Regions from separate parts of the Mus musculus genome. Here region 1 is linked to region 2. A link is a loop called in an ENCODE intact Hi-C map of the cell type or tissue named here. Cell type or tissue: gastrocnemius. All regions are shown on one strand. Each heading gives the region's core, and the rest is flanking DNA. Links, peaks and the distances in the headings are about the cores only.

The links. Hi-C counts contacts between places; a loop is a spot of excess contacts. Peaks named below come from ENCODE experiments on the same cell type or tissue, not always from the same donor. Only the 100,000 strongest peaks of a DNase experiment are listed, where the experiment ranks them.
Region 1: it touches region 2 in a loop (2.6-fold over the local background); 19 of 42 quality-filtered maps call a loop at or near these places.

The regions. Positions count from the first base shown.
Region 1 is chr13:56,632,954-56,643,018 of GRCm38, reverse strand. It overlaps Tgfbi (transforming growth factor, beta induced), which reads right to left. Exons shown (of 17, transcript NM_009369.5): 12 at 10,030-10,065; 13 at 7,329-7,453; 14 at 6,351-6,453; 15 at 5,802-5,881; 16 at 4,974-4,998; 17 at 3,660-4,302. The coding sequence ends at 4,262. Among named protein-coding and RNA genes, the nearest start is that of Gm40961, 28 kb to the left of the region's middle. In gastrocnemius, for the core only: a CTCF peak has its summit at 1,047 (motif pointing right); no DNase peak of the experiment used is centred there; H3K27ac peaks cover 1,337 bases.
Region 2 is chr13:56,562,821-56,572,885 of GRCm38, reverse strand. No RefSeq gene overlaps it. Among named protein-coding and RNA genes, the nearest start is that of Gm32759, 18 kb to the left of the region's middle. In gastrocnemius, for the core only: no CTCF peak of the experiment used is centred there; no DNase peak of the experiment used is centred there; H3K4me3 peaks cover 284 bases; H3K27ac peaks cover 837 bases.

The DNA.
Region 1 (10,065 bases), core at 806-8,805, 71 kb before region 2:
TGCCTTGTTTTGTTCATTTCTACTCCATGATGGTCACAGGATAGTCCCTTACATTACCAATGACGGGTGCAGTCAGGCTTCTTGGGCCCTAGTGTGGCATGAGTGTGAGAGGAGAGTGTGTGCCTCTGTGTGTGTGTTGCTCTTGAGTGAGCAGCTCTCTGCCCTTGCCAGTCACGGATGGCCTGAATCGACCCTATTTGACTTCTGACTCCTGCGGGTGGGGCACTGGGCCCATCCTTCATTCCAGGGCCTTCTTTCCTGGCTCTGAAATGATCCTGAGCACATTGTTCCATTGCAGCTCCCCAAAGCCCAGCGTTGGATCATGGCGCCAGCACAAAGGTGCCTCCCTCTGGCTCCCACGGCGTTGGTATGTTGCTAGGAGCTGTGGCTGTGGCTGCTCACCAATCTCAGACCCTCAGTGGTGTGGCAGCAAACTATAGTCAAGGATGTGTGGCAGAGAGCTAGTCTTCTGGGGAAGGGTGCTCTTGGGAGAATGGGTTCCCCTTTGCCTGTGTCCTGCTTGCTCAGGGCTGACCCCCATGTTTCATTTAGCCCTGGTGCAGTGGGCAGAGAAAGCAGAGAAGTCCACAGTGTGAGCTTTGAAGCTGAGATGTGGGATACTGGTTTCCCATTCTCATCTTCCATTTCTGTAGCAATGGGTGAAAAATCTCCATTGCGGCTCCCTACGCACGGCCTTGCAGAAGAAAGCTAATGAATGCAAGACTTCAGCTTAGCGCCGTGGGCCCTCTTCAGCCAACAGAAAGACTGTCTGCTCTGTTGGCCAGTGAAGCCAGATTTAGGCAGTCGCTGACCATTGGGGGTTTCTTGCCCCAGATGGTGATGGCCTTTGCTTTCCTCTCTGTAATCCCAGAAACCAGCAACAAGAGGCAGAGCCACCTTCTGCTTCATGCTCTTCTCTCCCTAGATTAAGGCTCAGGAGGCAGGACTCAGGTGAGACCTGGGCAACCTCTAACCCATTTGGGCTGCTCTTGATCTTGGATGGGGCGCAACCCCAGGAAAGCCCCAGAAGCAGACTTCTCAGCCCCAGGAGACCTCCAGATGGCAGCACAGGTTAAAGCTTAGCCTGAGCCTTTAGGAGAACCAGCACTTGGGCATTGTGCTGAAAGGGCTCTACCTCAGATCCCCACAGAGGGCTGGGAAGGGAGACTGCCTATGGTTTTGAGCCACAGGAAGACTGCAGGGAGAGTTAGAGAAGAGCAGAATCCCTCTTTGGAAGGACTGAGGCAGAGATGTGGAGAAGGCGAATGGAGAAAAGATGGGGGAATGCCTTAAACCCAGGCTGGCCTTGGCTCTTTTTAAGGAATCCTCCTGTAGGAGTTTTAAGAGATTTGTTTTTATTATTTTCTGTGTGTGTTTGTATGTGCACCAAATGTGTACATGGTGCCCATGGGGGGTGGGTCAGAAGAGGACACCAGATTTCCCATAGAACTGGAATTATAGATGGTTGTGAGCCACCACGCAGGAGCTGGAAACCCAAACTCTGTAAGAGTACCAGTGTACTAGACTGCTGACCACCTCCTCAGCACAGAGCTTTATTTAAAATTTAAAGGGCTTTGAGAGTTAGGGAAGTCGCCCCTTCTAGTTCTGCTGTAGCCTTGGGCATCGTGTGTGAAACGCAATGGCCTGACATCCAATGTGAGCATGGTCATGACAGTGCAGACCAGAAGACTGCCCAGGCACCAGATGAGCGGGTCTGAGCTCATCAGGGAAAGCAGTGGGACTGGACACACACACGAGGCTGTGTGTCACCTCTCATCACACTGTCTCCTCAAGCTCCGAGCTCCAACCTTCACTCTGCCGTTGGTCATCTCAGCTCCTCTCTGGACCACCCATTTCTGGATGTAGTGGCTGTTCTAGGCTATTAATTTGTCTCATCCCCCTATGATGGTTTGTATATGCTCGGCCCAGAGAGTGGCACTATTAGAAGGCATGGCCTTTTTGGAGTAGGTGTGTCACTGTGGGTGTGGGCTTTAAGACCCTCATGCTAGCTGCCTAGAAGCCAGTATTCTGCTAGCAGCCTTCAGATGAAGATGTGGAACTCTCAGCTCCTCCTGCACCGTGTCTGCCTGGATGCTGCCATGTTCTCACCTTCATGACAATGGACTGAACCTTTGATCCTGTAAGCCACCCCCAATTAAATGTTGTCCTTATAAGGGTTGTCTTGGTCATGGTGTCTGTTCACAGCAGTAAAACCCTAGGACACCTCCATTTCCTCAGGTTCCTTTGTTAATGAACACTAGAGCCATTAGCTGAGCAACCATTTGCTGCTCCACTCACCGGGAAAGTTCATGACCACCAAGATACATCTGTTACCCAGGACCTAAGATGAGTATGTGTGAGACCCTCAAAAGATACCTGTGTATATGAGGAATGAGTGGGGTTTTTTTGAAAAAGGGATTTATTAATTGTGTGCATGTATGTGGGGGTATGCATATATGACCACTGAGGACAGAAGAAGGCATGAGACCCCTGGTTCTGGAGTTGTGGGTGGTTGTGACCTTCAGGGCATGGGTGCTGGGAATGCAACTCAGGTTCTTTTGTGAGAGCAGCACACCCTTCTAAGCATAGCCATCTATCCATCCCCCCAGATGATCAATTTTAATGCACTGATATAATATCTGTCTTCCTCTAGACTCAAAGCTATGTAAGGAGACTTCTTGCCTTGTCCATCACCCTAGTCCCAGAATTGACTGGTGCTATGCTTTAACTACGCATGTGTGTGTGTGTGTGTGTGTGTGTGTGTGTGCATGTGTATGTGTGCGTGTGTGTATATGTATGTGTGTATGTGTGTGTGTGTTGTATCTGTGTCTCATTCTCCAGTAATACAGCTGCCTTCAGGAAAGACCCAAGTGAAATATGGACCAAGGATCATGGGCATCTTAGAAGACATGATAACAAGGATGTAACACTGTACAGAACTCTATAGACCATGTCTTCTATTACCCTCATATCTGCAAACACCAGGAAGCAGGTCACCATCTGTTACATAGAAGGCCTTTGATGTTAAGTCACTACCACAGCCATATAGCATTGACCCCAGAGTGCTGAGCACAGTCTAGATGCCATACGTTGAGGGAGCAGGAGAGAAACTTACATATGGTTTGGCCCAGGAAGCAGAGCCTGGGAAGACTAGCTCTCTTGTCGGGTGTTGGTCTCTGGGAGCCAGGAGATAGGCTCCAGCCTCAGTTTGTTTGTTTTTGTTTGTTTGTTTGTTTGTTTTGTTTTATTTTATTTTTTTTGGTTGTTGTTGTTACTAATATTCTCCCTTCCTTGAATGTCCCTCTCATCCCTTGTATGACAATCTATATTGGCAAGACTAAGCTGTCAAAAGCCCAACCCAAGATCACATCTCATTCCTGGAAGGAAGGAGTAGGAGTTTCAGGGTAACAAGAGGGTACAGTATTGGGTTGACATGAAAACCGAAGACACTGGACTAGGTGAAAACACGTCCAAACAGGGTTAGGTTCACATTGTCATAAGCTGTGTGGGCATCCAACGGCCTCTTGCTGAAACTATTCCAAATAACCACTCTCAGGGGTCCCTGCTGACCGGCTCTTGGGAAGACTTGGGGGATGAAACAGCTTGCAGGCAGGCACCGAGGAGCAGAACCTATCCCCAGCACGCAGCTAGCACACAGGTGTTTGTTTCTTTGGTTTTATTATTACAAATGCACCATGGGTCCCTCACACTCAGGGAATCTGGATTCTACATGTTCTTCTTACCCTTTCTACCTGGGCAGGGCCAATATAGAAGCATCCAAACCATGTGTGGACACAAGACATACTTGACAGAAACAGTTCAACTCATAGCTTATAGTGATGCCGTTTCTCCAGCGGTACAAGAGCTTTACAGAACCATGCCAAGGCTTTCCAGAATGCCGGACTGCTTGATTCACATTTGTGAGCTCCAAGATGCCGTAGTTCCCCTTTATCCAGGCCCTTGGCACAGTCAGGAAATTCCATGCTTTCGAGAGGTCCTTTCGGGAATTTGGTGCCAAGCTATGACTGCCAGATCTGTATATTCAATGGGTTAACAACCACGTTTGGAGGGATCGAAAGCTAAAAAGAACCTTTCTCCCCTTAACCCCTTCCCTACCCGTCCAAGGCTCAGATCTCAATATGGTGCAGCCCATGTATGTTGAAGTGTGCTCTTTGGTTTCAAAAACATTCAATGGTCTCTTTGGCAAACTGAGAGAAACTGGCGGGAAGCTGCTGCAGGGCTCTCCTCCTCGGTCTTCCTGCTAATGCTTCATCCTCTCCAGTAACCGCTGATAGACAGGGGCTGAAAACATGAGATGCACGAAAGCCAGTGAGGTGCGGGTGCCCCACTGTCTGTCGAGGACTCTTATTTAGTCTTTCAGTCTTGGTACTAGGGGAATGAACCCAGAGCGGCATGCATGCCAGACAAAGGCGATTGTCAACACCCCTTTCCCACTTATTTATGAGGTCTCACTAGACTGATCAGCTCTGTACACATCCCATAGCCTATCTAGGCCTACAGCTTGCAATCCTCCTGCCTCAGATCGCCAAGGAGTTAGGATTGTGTACCATCAGGCCCAGCTTCAGAATCTCAGGCACAGAAGCCACGTGGCTTCCCTCTGCCATGTTCCCCAGTTCCTGTACACAGCAGGGGCTTTGGGGGATGGTAGAATTCCTCATCTTACAGTGTGGAGTGATATCCTCAGAGCAGGCACCTGCCAAGCCCTGTGCAGTCTTCCCAGGCTCCCTGAGCCCCATGTCACACCCACCCTAAGAGGCTGTTACTCCACTATTTCCATGTTACAGAGAGGGAAACTCCATTCTCTGTCTGACCCCCGTTTACCCTGCTCCTCTGACCTGGAAGCCAAGCTTGTTTTACTGTGTGCCATGTTTCGATCTGTACACAACAGATTGCAGGCTTGGGTCTGCTGGGGACTCACTAGCTCAGATGGGACTGTAAAGTTAGACACTTACCAAGTCGCACAGACCTCTGGGCAGCCTAAGGAACAAATAAACACAAGAGTGGGTCAGGGTTTCTTTTGTTTTCTTCTTCCCTCCTCCTCTGTCTCTCCCTCTCTCCTTCCCTTCCCCCTGGCTGGTCTGGAACTTGACATGTAGACCAAGCTGGCCTGGAACTTGTAGCAGTCATCTGGAGTGGGACTGTAGCTGTGCTATGCCACCCTGAGTTGTCAGGTTTCTTAGTACATATTGTCACAGAACCTGCATATGGAGGCGCCTTGCACTTTACCGTTCCCACTTAAAACAAATGCTGAGGTAGAGGAGAGAAGGGGGAAACTTGAGCCCACAGGCTCCAAAGAGCCCCCCAGGGAGTGTCCCTTGGGTGCATGAGCCCCCTTTCAAATGGGGACTTATGTAGAAGGTAGACATCCCTGGGGGAACCCCAAGCTAAGCTTCTTCACTGAGACCAGAGCTGGGAGCTGGTGTGCCAGCTGAAACATCTCCCAAGAGTAGGAGCTCAGCCTTTCTGGAAGAGATCTCTGTCCAAAAGTGGATTGCCCATGTTACCACTCTGGCGTCTGGGGTCAGGACTCTACCCTGAAACCTCTTCTCTAGAAACCAAAGCTTTAGTAAGCTCTAACAGGCTTGGCCTGACCCAACTCCACACACACTGAAGTAACCAAGACATTGCAGAAGATAGGTTAGCCTTGGAAAACAAATGACTAATTCAGACAGCCAGGACAGCCAGAAAGCCACAGCATGGACTCAGGGTGACTGCCCCCATTGGTGAGGTAGATCCTAGGGCCGCTTTCCTCAGCTGTGGCCCACTGGTGGAACACATACCCTGGAATACGCTGACGCCTGTTTGAAGATTTCAAGGGCAGAGTCTGCCAGCTCATCTCCTCGTTCTTGTGGTCGGTTGGCTAGAGAGAAAGGAAAAACAGCCTGCCACCGGCATCTCAATGGACACATAGCCACGCATGGTCTGCCACCACTGTCCCAGGTATACACACAACATCCGGGCCTTTTCTGCCACCAGCATCCACACAAATATTCATACTGGATAATGTCAGAGTTGGGGTAAGACAGCAGTATGCCTCAAGTTCTGTAGCATGTCATCTTAAAACCACAGTCCTGGGTTGGCAAAATGGCTCAGCAGGTAAGCACTGACTGCTCTTCCAAAGGTCCTGAGTTCAATTCCCAGCAACCACATGGTGCCTCACAACCACCTGTAATGAGATCTGACACCCTCTTCTGGTGTGTCTGAAGACAGCTACAGTGTACTTAATTATAATAATAAATAAATTTAAAAAAACACACAGTCCCTGATTCACTTCTCAGTGAGCCACACTCATGGGCAGTGTTAGGTTAGGACCACACAGAGGACCTCACCTGGCGGCTGCAGAACAGTGTTGATGGCATAGACCACACCGTTTGTGGCCATGATGTCGGTTTCGGCAACAGGCTCCTTATTGACACTCACTACATTGTTTTTCTAAGAGAAAAGACAACCGTTGTTAAATGCAGAGCTCTCTGGCTCCATGTACTCTGTGGGCATCCGCTGACTGTGAACCTATTTGGTGAGTAAGTAGCCAGGCTTCGCTGGTGAGCAGCCGCCCTTGCCCTCTGCAGACTTCTCCTGCCTTATGTAGGCTCAGCACAGTGCAATTAGCTGGATTCTTACCCTCAACGCAATGGGGGGCAAGGAGACTGTCTCTTAACAGAAATAGGAGCTGAGGTGCAAGAGAGGCCATAAAACCCCTTGAAGCTACATAGGTGGGAAGGCGCCCTCAGGGTGAATGTTTTCTTGAACAGCCCATGTGCCTGTGACAGACAGGCTCTCAACACCTGAAATGCAGTCCCGAAAGACCTTCAGTAACTTTAAGTTAAACAGATCTCTCCCTGTCTTCCTCCCACCTGCCATGTCTTCCCATGTTCCCCTGGGAACTGGTGAGCAGGGGACAGCAAAGATCCAGAGAAAGGAACAGAGAACCACAGCCAGCTCCTATCCACATGGGGTCCTGCTGAGTCAGGCTGGCTCTTTCCAGGTAGGAACCCTCTGAACACAGCTCTAAAGTTGAGTGGTACCCAGTGAGAGATGCTCCCAGAGCAGCATCAGCATGGGAGGACCTCTTAAGTCAGCATGGGAGGACCCCTTAAGTCAGCATGGGAGTGCCTCTTAAGATGCAGCATGGGAGGACCTCTTAAGATGCAGCATGGGAGGACCTCTTAAGATGCAGCTCATGCAAGAGCTTGATGAGTGCCTGGGTTTGGGACTGGATCTGGGGGAGAAGATAGGAGACTGCTCTCTTGAGATGAGTATCTACTTCCTACTTTCTAAAGCGCCTCTACACAATCCATATCACCCACCGAGCTGACTTCCAGTTTGTCCCCTTGGAGAGACTTCAGCCGCACCAGGGCCCCGATGCCTCCGCTAACCAGGATTTCATCACCAATGTGGTACTTCAGGATGTTGGTAAGTTCCTTGGCATTTGCTGTAAGATTGAGGAGGGAGGAGACACTGTTAAGCCCAAGAGCGGTGACCGATGAGGCTCTGGAACAAGAGAAGACACCTGTGGTTTCTGCAGAACAGGATGACTTGCTGAACAAGCAGAAATGCTCACTGAGTACCTACTGTGTATACAGCCCAGGACCTACCATCTGCTTAACGGTGAGCAGATGACCATGACTGTGACATGGCCCTGTAGCCAGCAGGTTAAGCAAGGCTCCGTGGTGGCTAAGAAGGAGTTAATCCATACTCCTCTCTGAGTATGAGTCATGTTTCCATGAGCTAAATATTTGCCTGGAAAGCCAGGGACCTTTCCAGCATCAGCATCTGGGACCCTTCACCATTTGACGTGGCTCCCGCCGACTATAACACAGTAGTGAAATATTTACACATTATGCCCTCAAGTGCATTTTCGGCTGGAGATAGCTATTTCCTTGAGGGAGAACTTGGAAGATTGAACAGCTGTGCTTCGGAGGAGCCGTGGAGCCGATGAGGTCAGGGCTGAAGCAGTTCCCTGAGCAGCACCCCCCCCACACACACACACACCTTCCTGTGTGCACATCCTTCCAGGCCACATCCACTTCTCTGCCAACTGGGGCAGGCATTGATGCCTTTCCTGAGTTACATGAGAGACTGAACCTAAACCTGCCAGCTCCCCCACCCCCCACCCCCTGGTTTCGGATCCTCCCCGAGCCAGCCAAAAGCTGATTTCTCCAGGGCTTAAGTGGCTATTCCCTGGGTCATGAAACTCAAAGGAAAATTTAAAGCATTTTAGAAAGTTCTGGTTACTGACACATCTATAGAGAGCTAAGGAGTAGAGCCACCAATACTAAGGAACTCCCTGGCATCTACATGGAAGCTGGTAAGGGATCGCCTTCTATAAAAATATGGCCCACAGCATGGTGCAAAAAGAAGGCAACCCCCTAGATCCAGGGCCTCCTGTCCAGACTTTCAACACCAGGGTCATCCTTCCTTCCCCAGGCATCATTTCCTCTAGCCACAGGGACTTTGGGGCTGTTTGAGGAACTTTCTCCACACCCCTCCTCCACTCTCACACAACTGACAAGGGAGGGAATTTGAGCCGGCACAAGCCACCTGGGGAATATTCTATTCTTACAGGGCTGAGAGACGGAAGGGAAGTTTATGTTCAGCGTGAACTTCTCCCCTTTTCCAAGGACCTGCGTCAGCACCACAGACACAGGCATTTGCTTGGCCGTAAAGAAAATTAAACAGGACACAAATTTAGCTCCTTGCTGACTGCAACCTGAGCCTTCTATTCTTCTGGAAAGGATGGATAAACAGTGTTTGCTCTAAGGCTGGCTACACTGCTTCCTCCCCTTGCTCGCCTTTCTGGAAGGGTGTGCACGCATCAGAGCTCAAGCCCATCCTCCATCCCCCTCACTGTCCATCCCCCTCACTGTCATTGCCACTATCGATGGAGCATGTGTGTCTTGTCCTGTGTGCACATTCTGTTTGTATCACAGTGAGCCGGGGACCCTTGCCAACCTCATTTAAAAAAAATTGGGAAACTGAGGCTCAGCAGCTCAACCAGAGCTCACTCACTTTCTTAGCCACCATCCTCAGCTAAGTTCCTCTCGGGAGGCTTTTTTTTTTTTTTTTTTTTTTAAATCTCTGAGGACATTTAATGCAAGTGAATAGTTTCATTATCACAGATCCCCAGTGGGAAGCACACCTCAGGGACTGGACTGATTATCATTGGCCTAATTTCCTTTGCTTGGCACTGGGCCCAAGGAATCAAAATGGTATCATCTCTGCCCTCTTATAACCGGGTGAAAGTCAACTGGCTCAAGGAAGGAGGAAGCAAGGAAGGAAGGAGAAAAGAAGGAAGAAAGGAAAGAAGGAAGGAGGCAAGGAAGGAGGAAGGAAAGAAGGAAGGAAGGAAGGAAGGAAGGAAGGAAGGAAGGAAGGAAGAAGGAAGGGGGAAGGAAGCAAGGAAAGAAGGAAGCAAGGAAGAAGGAAGGAATAAAGAAGGAAGTGAGAAGGAAGGAAGGAAGAAATAAAGAAAGAAGGAAGGAAGGAAAGAAAGAAGGAAGGGGGAAGGAAGCAAGGAAAGAAGGAAGGAATAAAGAAGGAAGTGAGAAGGAAGGAAGGAAGAAATAAAGAAGGAAGGAAGGAAGGAAAGAAAGAAGGAAGGGGGAAGGAAGCAAGGAAGAAGGAAGGAATAAAGAAGGAAGTGAGAAGGAAGGAAGAAATAAAGAAGGAAGGAAGGAAGGAAGGAAGGAAGGAAGGAAGGAAGGAAGGAAGGAAGGAAGGAAGGAAGGTTGGGTGTGATACTCAGGGCCCCCTTTGCCATGCACCTACTATGACTGTAAATGGCTCTGACTGTTTCCTGTGTCCTTTGTCCAAAGTACCCCGGTTCCTGCCCTCACTCCATCCCATTTTTCGCCATTGTCACCATTTACTGTCCCCCTAATCCTGCCCACATGTCTACAGTACAGCCTCAACACCAAGTCCCTTTGTAAGGCATCGCTTATCTCCTGCCGCGGCCCGAGAGACTGCCTTTTCAGAACAGTGGGGAGATCTGCTTAACTTAGTCTTTACCCAAGAGTTTGTTCAGTTCTTCTGGAGGCATGGCTT
Region 2 (10,065 bases), core at 1,239-9,238:
TACACCCAGGGGGACCGCTGCTCAGCCTTCAGTTTCCTCACACCCCTGTGCCTCGTGTCACTGTGGGCCACTTGACCCCTGACACTTTCCCTGTGTGTTTGGCTGACTACAGAGGATGGTGGCTTCTCTTTCCCCATCCGAACACTCCTTGCTTGACTGTCACCAACAAGGTTCACGGGAGTATGACTGGAAAAAGACAAGAGCTGCTCCAGCTGCTCACACTACTCTCAACTCCACTGCTGGGCCAGAGTTATCGATGCCACGTCCCACTCACTGCCTTGCCCAGTCCCCGACTTTCTCTAGTCTCCTTGTCTCATAGCACATGAGACATCTTTTCAAAACGACAGTTGTAGACACAGATGTGTTCTGCTCAAACATGGCCAGTGCACCACCATCACCACCACCACCATCACCACCACCACCACCACCAGGATGGAATCCCAAACCCCTCATGTGGCCCCGGGAAACCCTGTGTGGTTTTGCTCTCCGGTGCACCAATAGGTTGACCGGCCCCTTTGCATCATGATGTATAAACACTGTCAGGAGTCAAAGGTCCTGTTCTTAGAGCTCTCCTTGGACCCTGATGTGGGCCAAGGCCCTTGCCATTTGACTGGGCCAGATTCATGTCTCCTTCCCTCCAGCTTCTCTCCTAAGTAATGAGACACCGAAAAATCACCACACCACGGAGGCAACAGCTCTTTCCTGGAACACAGTTACACAGAACAGGAAGGGAATTGGACTCTCTGTCTTTTCTTTATTCCTGGTACAAAGCCCGAATACAATTTAATAAATACCTTCATAATTACAATGTGTGCCATCCAATCTAGTCAGACATCAGCTGCAGCCAGTTTCCACAAGCAGCGAGCATGTACCTTTCTTAGCCGTATCCTTCCGTTTTGACACTCCACCTCTAAATGGCTGTTAAAAACAAAATGCACGCTTTGCTTTAAAGATGATAAATCATGCTTTGACCAAGGACCAGAAAGCGCTACAATGGTTTTATTTCCTTATCTCTATTTGCCATCTTGAGTTAACAGCAATTTTTGGATGATTGTCAACTGTTCTATTGGCAGGCTGGGAGAATCTAAAGTGAGTCCAGGTCAGAAACAAATATGTTTAATTACAGGCTTCCTCCTACTGAAGTCACCCAGAGCCAACTGTCCGACATTCAGGGACAACCAGACAAGCGCAAACCAAACGCCAACCAGCAGTTCTGAGGTCATTCTCAAACTTCCATGTCACCTCCATCCCATCCCCCAAAGCTGTGGCACTAGGGTGGTATGAATAGTCACATGAAGGCTACCACCACTCATGGCCACAAAGAACATTGCTGTAATATGAGCATCGTGGCACACGCCTGCAAACCCAGCATTGGCTGAGGCCTGACAAGGACACTTGTTAGTGTAACGCTAACACGGATTATATGACAGATTTGATGCTAGCCCAGAGCTATGTTGTGAGTCCTTTTCTTAAAACCCTTAGATAATAAAAAATAAAAGTGCTATCAGTCACTGCTGCATCACCATGACCAGCAGACACAACCTCATGGAGGAAAGGCTGGTTTGGTGCCTGTTTTCTGAAGTGTTACTCCACTGGAGTGGGAAGGCACTGAGAGCTGTACTGTCCTCGAAAGCAGGAGAGGGTGGGGTGGAGTTCATGAGGTGACTTACTAGGGCACAGATAGTGGCCAGAACCAGGACATGAGCTGTATACCCTTCACACAGCTGCACCCAAGATCCACAACCTTCCATTAAAGTGCCAACAGCCGAGGGCGATGTTGGTGTCTGTAAACAGATCCATCTTCAGCACCTGACCCTGTAGGGGTGTTCTAACTGAAACTATAGCAACAGTGTTGTTGTGAACAGCCTTAATTTATACTAACACACAAGGAGGAGCCTAGAACATCTCGTAAAGCCTGCCTGGCAGGAGACCACACTACGGAACAAGGCTGTTTCAGGGCAGGCAATAGCAGGTGTGCTCACTTTGCACACTCACACAGAGCGTCTGAGGACCTGGTGTGAGTTGGTAACCCCGTCTCCTGATAACAAATTATTAAACTCAGGGATACAGAGTGAGTTGTCTAAGTTCTTAGAGCAAGGCCACAGGAGAACCAACATACAGACTAGCCAGTTCATTACAAACGGAATTTAGCCTTGGGAGAGGGGTCACCTACGTTAAAATCATGCCACGAAGTTTGTGGAAAACACCCTGACTCAACAATTCTGGAGGGTGGGGGTGGAGCCTCAGCATCCCCAGAACAATCTACAGCCTTGCTCAGCTCAGCATCCTCATCTTTCCCAGTTTTACACTCAAGTTGGGTTTCTTAGATAGGGAGGAAGTAGGGTGGTCTTACATCATCTAGCTGGTACCGGGACTGGAAAAGGTGCTTACATAGGGTGGGGACCAGGTAGAGATGAAGTATAGCAGAGGAGCCATTTTGGATGATGGAAGGAACACGCCTGTTCACGGTTTCTACGGGACTGATCAGATCTGTGGCTTGGGCTTGTCAACAGACTTTCTACAGCTCTGGGGATCAAGTAGATCTCCTCCTGGACTCGAGGAAGCAAGATGTACAATCCATGCTTTCGGTGAAGCCTGAAGGGCTGCACACCAGACAGAGGAGCCAAGCATCTCGGGGATGTCGCTCACGTTGCGTCATCTCAGTCTCTGAAGTTCTTTCCAGCTTTCCCTGGCTTGCAGGGGTGCTGAGGAACCTGGGGAGAGCGAACAGAGTTCCTTTCTGCAGTTAAAACCGCATGTTTGTGTTCTGCCTCTACAGAAAGTTTATAAATATCAGACTCACCATAGGATAAAAATGGCCAGGTCTGCTCAGTGACTGAGCCTCATGAGGGCACACGGAGCAGCTCTGGGAAGACTGATCGATCCACATGGATCTAAGTCACTGGATTTAATTAATATTCTCATTTATTCCTTCATTGCCAGCACCACTCATGGTAAAGGATGTCTCTCTCTCTCTCTTTTTAATCCCCATTGCATGTTGGTGACATCTTTGTGTCTACAGCTGAGGGGGTTTCTCTCTGGGTCTTGCTTTCCATGTCTGTTATTGGGCCAATGGCCACCTGGAAGGTTTAGAAATTAGAAATATAGTAACTAAAATTTAGAGGAAAAAAACGTGGATCGTTTTCATGATAGACACAATAGATGAGGGAGGAGACTGGCCAGGTTGGTCAAGGTACAAGCGGTCAAACTAAAGGGATGCGGGGAGGAGCCCTCATTCAAGGGGATGCAAGCAGGAGGACCCCGTTTCTCACCAGATTCCTCAAGCAGATGGACCAAAAGGGAGGGGTGAGGCTTGAAAACCTTTAGCTATCAAACCATTAAACTCCACAAAGTGGGACTGTCTCCAGCAGAGACCAGGTCGGGAGCTGTGAGGGGAGGGGGAGGGGCATTTCTGTTTACCTTTGCCCTCTTTCTCAGTGTGTTTAATTCTCTTGTTTGTTTGCTTTACGTTTTTCTTCCCATTCTTTCTTTGTTCTATGCATTTGTTCATGAGAGAAGGTCTTGCTCTCTCCAGGCCCAGAACTCACCATGCAGGCCCATCTGCCCTTGCCTCAAAATACTACTGCACAAATCAACAGCAAAGGGAGCAGGCACAGCTCTAACAGTGTTAAAGTAACTGGCAGAAAAAAAAGCACATGAGGGCAATGGAGATGAGGGAGGCATCTATGTTGTGATTAAAGATGGACAACGGACACATGCTCCATGCTGCTTCAACAACCTGCAAAGCAGACACGTTTCCACACGTTTGGAGATTTTATACAGCTTGACCAAGCAGTAGTTGCAGAAAGTTTTCTCTTGGGCTGGAGAGATGGCTCAGAGGTTAAGAGCACTGACAGCTCTTCCAGAGGTCCTGAGTTCAATTTCCAGCAACCACACAGTGGCTCATAGCCATCTATAATGAGATTTGATGCCTTCTTCTGGTGTGTTTGAAGAAGTGTACTCATACACATAAAAAAAATAATTCTTTAAAAAAAAATAAAGTGTTTTCTTCTGATAAATCATTAGGCTACCAATTTCTATCTTAGTGCACAGAACTATTTCTGGGCTGTTTCCCACAATAGTTTGGGATTCTGTATTCTGACTAGGACTATAATGACCCTTCATGGCAAGGATCAGGGATAGCACTCCATGATGTTAGAGACATAGATGCTCTCTCTCTCAATACCCCCCCCCCACACTCACACTCACACACACACACACACACACACACACTCACACTCACACCAGATACATGTATTCATCCTTCAACCTTGCCCCAGTCCAAAATGGCTGCTGTTTTGCAACCACTGAGATCCCATTCCAAGTACAGGATGGAAACACAAAGATGGGGACTCACCACCTCCATTTAAAGTCGATTTATAAGGGGTTGGAGAGATGGCCCAGGGGCTAATAGCACTTGCTGTTTGTGTTAGTTAGAGTTTTATTGCTGCGAACAGACACCATGACCAAGGTAACTCTTATAAGGACAACATTTAACTGGGGCTGGCTTACAGGTTCAGAGGTTCAGCTCATTATCATCAAGATAGGAGCATGACAGCATCCAGGCAGGCATGGTGCAGGAGGAGCTGAGAATTCTGAGTTCTGCACCTTCATCTAAAGGCTGCTAGCAGAATACTGACTTCCAGGCAGCTAGGACTAGGGTCTTAAAGCCCATGTGAAGTGGAAACTTAAGGGATATTTGGAAAGTCGGTTGGGTTGTATTTTGTTGAGGCAAACACGTGAAGGGATGTTTTGTTAAAGCAGACACAGGTGTGAAAGGCTACGGCAGCCTCATGAAGGAACATTTCGCTGAAACAGACACATGAGAGAGGATGTTCTGCTAAAGCAAGCACATGAAAGGACACGTGAAGGATTCTTTGCTAACAACACACATGCATTGGTTCACCTTACACTGTGTAGTTGAGCTGCATTTGTAGGGACTCCATAGAGAAAAACACACCAAAAAAACTTGTGGTGGTGTGCTGCAGTTTGTGGCTGCTTCCAAGGACCCGGGCTGATTGGATACACATGCTGAGGCAAGGTACATGGAAGACATGTGATGTTTGGAGGGTATAAATAGGACTCCACAGAGTGCCGGAGATAGAGCTTGGCTTGCTGGTACAGCTAGCTGTGCAACCCCTGTGGATCTCCAGTCTTCGCTGATCTTCGCTTCCCTGAGAGAGGCACAGATGAGAACTTCTCCTGGTGTTCCTGCTGTCCTCCTGCTGGCTGGAACTGAGGTTGAGGCCTGGCTGTCTCTGCTAGGCCGTGTCACCACTGTTGCTAACTCTACTGAACTGGACCGCTAGTGTATCCATGAAATGTTTGCGAGCGGATCGAGCTGCCCCTGTCTGCTAACCTGTGAACTGAACCGCTGATTTCCAGACAACACAGACAGGAGTTGCTCCAAAGAGCCTTTCCAAACAAGTCCATTTCCCCCTTATCCTTTCCTTTCCACTACCTCTGGTGGGTGGTGGGCTACAAGGAAGGTTAAAGCATTTAAGAATCGTCATTAAAAGTAAGGTATGAAAAAAGTAAAGTTATACCCATGCCCACAGTAACATACTTTCTTCAGCAAGACCACACCCACTCCAACAAGGCCACACCTACTCCAATAAGGCCACGCCCACTCCAATAAGACCACACCTCCAAATAGTGCCACTCCCTGGGCCAAACATAACACAAACCATCACACTGTTTTTTCTTAGGTCCAGCACCTACATGGGTTGGCTCACAACTGCCTGTGACTTCAGCTCCAAAGGAATCTGAAGCTCCCTCTGGCCCTGTACACACTTACACACACACACACACATACACACACATACACACACACACACACACACATACACACACACACACACACACACATATACACACACATACACACACACACATACACACACACACACATACACACACACACACTTTAAAAAGTAAAGTAAAAACACTTTATAAAACTTGCAAATACTATTTCTGCTTATGTCACACCTAACTCACAGAAGGCTGCAACTAAGTACCACACACCACACAGTGCTAGCCCAGGAAAGGATCACAACTCAAAATATGACACGCGGTTTCTGCTGAATGCATATTGCTTTTATGCCATCATAAAGTTCAGAAATCCAAGCTCAAACACTGTAAGCCACAGACTGTGTTCCTTTGCTGTGGGATGGTGTGGAATCAGATGGGCCGGGGATAAACACTGTTAATCAAGGGAGCCTTGCATCTATCCACTGCCTCTCAAGTTAGTGAGTTAGCGGCAAGGCACAGCGAGCTTCCTAAATCAAAAGCGACTGCCGGGCGGCCAGATGTTATTCCCATTGCTGCATTTTAATGTTTTCCTGGAAATGATCTCATTAGGATGGCAACGCTGTTGTCCAACTGGGCACGCTATTTATAGCCCCAGCTCCTACGCTCAGGTTTGGAATGCACCAAACTGAATATATGGCTTTGAAGGCCAAGCCCATCCCAGAGCATCCTTTGGCAGGGGCTATGATGTGTTAATTTTGACCAATGTCAAGAGGAGAATTCATATCCTGTGACACATTCGAATATATTACAAGTTGGTATTCAGGCCTAGTTCTGAGCGACACCCACAACATGATTGCCAACGTGTGAAGTCAAACACTTCACTATTCCCTTCTGAGAAAAAAAAAAAAGTGATTGCAGCTAATTATCCAGATTAAAGTTGAAAGGACTATTTAGTCAGTCATAAACAGCATCTTTCTACTTAAAAAAAAAAGGCTACAGAAGAAATATGAGAATCCTTTTGTCTGTAGTAACATCATGGGTTTCTTTATTATCTTTAAAATCAGAGGTTGAAGAGAGGCATCTAGGAAAAATGAACATTTTCAAAGAATATCAGTTTTTTATAGCTATTTAATTTTGATTTTATACATCTATCTCACAAAAACTAAGAAAGTAAACAGCAGCTATGGACACACTCATATCTATCCTTTTAATAATTTGCTGGTGTTATAACGAAATTGAACATTTAGAAAGATTTCTGTGTTGAGTATCAGTGTGTAGGAGATGAACATCTCCAGCTGTCGGGAACTACAGTGAACATTTCCAGGTTCCCTCTGCAGCCCGGGTTCTGTGTATGCTTTGTCTCTCTGTGTTGATAAGCTTTCTTTTACTGTGAGAAAGCACCTGAGAGAATCAGCTTATAGAGAAAAAAGGTTTGTTGCGGTGGGGCGGGGGGGGGGGGGGATCACAGTTTATGGTCCATGGTTCGTGTTGCTTTTGAGCCTGTGGTGAGACAGTGCATCATGGTGTAGAAGAATGAGTAAGGCTGGGGTGTAAAACACTGAAGACAGAGGAAGAGCTGGGAGTCCCACACCAAGGGCACACCCCTCAGTGCCCCACCAGGCCTTTGAACATCACCCCTCTCAGGAACAGCTTGCTCGGGAGAGAGACTTTAACACAGGAGCTTTTCAGAGCCATTCCAGATCCAAACCACAACACTGACTGAATAGAATGAGTCTCTGCTCTTATCCCCAACCTCAGCAGAGGAGAGGAAGGTGCAGGGTACCCTGTCTCTTCCCCAGCGAGGTTCTTGGGGAGTGGGCTAGGCTTGAGTCCAGGTGGACTGGCTCCTTAGCACAGTGTATGAGTTGCCCAGGGCCTGGCATGTTATGAGATGCCAGTACAGGGGGGAATGAAGGACATTTCCAGGGGGGCAGACAAGCAGATAGGAGCATCTGGGGAGCCTATTTGGACCCACATCTGCCTTAAGGTTGTCTCTGCTCTCCAGCCTTGCCCTAGGGACTGAAGGGCTTCTGGATATGGAGAAGATCTGCCAGAAATACTAAAGATTCCCAAATGTTATTTCCCCTCTAAATTTAAACAACTCAAGCCTCCCCATATCTGTCATCTATCTATATCTATCTATCTATCTATCTATCTATCTATCACCTATCTATCAATCAATAGATCATCAAGCATCTATTTAGCAGCTATCATCTATTTATCAATCTATTATCTATCATCAACCTATCTATCATCTATTAATTAATCTATCATCTAACATCTATCTCTTTCTATCATCTATCTATCATCTATCTATCTATCTATCTATCTATCTATCTATCTATCTACCTACCTATCTCTGGTCTGTGAAAACTGTTCAAGACTACCACTTTCCTTCAATATGAAGCCATAAGTTAATATCCTTCTTAAAGGGGAACAGGTGCCACAACCTATGCAGACCAGCTTTCCCCACAAAGGATAAACCGTTTCAATGGTAACACACCTGGTGTCAAAACTGCAAACTTCCACTGTCAGTAGGACCCAGAACCAGAGGATCAAGCCAGCATGACCCTTGAGAAGAGCTGATGGATCCAACTATCCCAGCAGCTTTCACAGTCCTGGGTCATTTAAGATCCTAATGTGCTACATATGTTCGAGGGCCTAGGTCCAGCCTCTGCATGCTCCTTAGTTGGTGGTTCAGTCTCTGTAAGCCCCCGTGGCCCAAGGTTAGTTGGCCCTGTGGGTCTTCTTGTGGTGTCCTTGACCCCTCCAGCTCCCTCAATCCTTCCCCCTACTCTTCCACAAGACTCCCTGAGCTCCACCTAAAGTTTGGCTGTGGGTCTCTTTTTCCATCAGCTGTTGGACGGAGCCTTTCAGATGACAGTTGTGCTAGGCTCCTGTCTGCAAGCACATCAGAGTATCATTAATAGTGTCAGGGGTTGGCTTCCTCCCATTGGGTGGGTCTCAAGTTGGGCCAGTCATTGGTTGGCCATTGCCTAAGTCTCTGCTCCATCTTCATCTCTGCACAACTTGTAATCAGGGGAAATTTTGGGTAAAGGTTTGGTGGGTGGATTGGTGTCCGACTCCCTCCACTGGAAGTCCTGTCTGCCTATAGGAAGTGGCCACTTCAGGTCGTTATCCCCCTACTATTAGGAGTCTCAGATAGGATCACTCCCATATCCTCTCAGGAGCCTCCCCTGTCCCAGATCCCTGGCTTGTCCCAGAGATGCACCCCACCCACCCACTGATTTCCCTTCTCTCTCCCAGCCCTCTTACCCCAACCCTGCTCTCCCCACATCTGATCTCAAACCCCACCCCCCCTCCTCTCCCACTCATTTCCCTCCCTCCACCCACTTCCTATGTCTGTTTTATTTCTCTTCTGAGTGAGATTCAAGCATCCTCCCTTGACCGTCATTGTGACTTAGCTTCTTTGAGTCTGTGGATTATAGCATGGTTACCTTGAACTTTATGGCTAATATTAATTTATGTGAGTATATACCATACATGTCTTTCTGGGTCTGCGTTACCTCACTCAGGATATTTTCTTTATGTGGTTTCACTAATAACTGGAGAGGGGGCTGTCTCTGACTTGAACTCTGTTGCCTACCTTTGCATCCCTTTCCCCTAGCTGGGCTGCTTTGTCTGGCCTCAGGAGGAGGGGATGTGCTTAGACCTCATGCTACTTGATGTGCTAGGATGAGTTGGTATCTAGGTGGAGGTGGTGGGGTTTTCCATTCTCTGAGGAGAAGGGGAGAGTGACTGCAATCAGGATGTAAAGTTAATTAATTAATTAATTAATTAAAAAATCCAAGCGTGTACTCCAGGGCTAGATACAGCAGCAGCAGCAGGAAGTTTCACGGTCTGCTTAATGGCGCCCACTAGTGGAGCCTTGCGCTGTGGCCAATTGTCTGGCTCAGGCATTCCAACAGAAGTTCCGTGCAGCTGGGGAAACTGAGGGAGAAGCAACAGGGGTGGCTTCTTGATACCCGGTCAAGTCCATGAGAGACATTATCTTCTATACAAAACTCTAGTTGCTCATCACATCCTGGCTCTTACTTATTTGTGCTCTGACCAAAAACAAAAACAAAAAACCCAAAAAACAAAAAAACAAAACAAAACAAAACAAAAACAACCTACCGTGACAACAGTCTAAGGAAGTATAAAAGTCTAGGCAAAATCTTAGCCCATTTTAGAGTTGTGCAACTTAGTAACTATTCAAATGAGTGCTTGGGATCTCCTCTCCATGAACATTTTATTCATTCTAGTAAACAAACAGTACTGGAGGGATAAATTATCTGTCAAATATTTTTAACT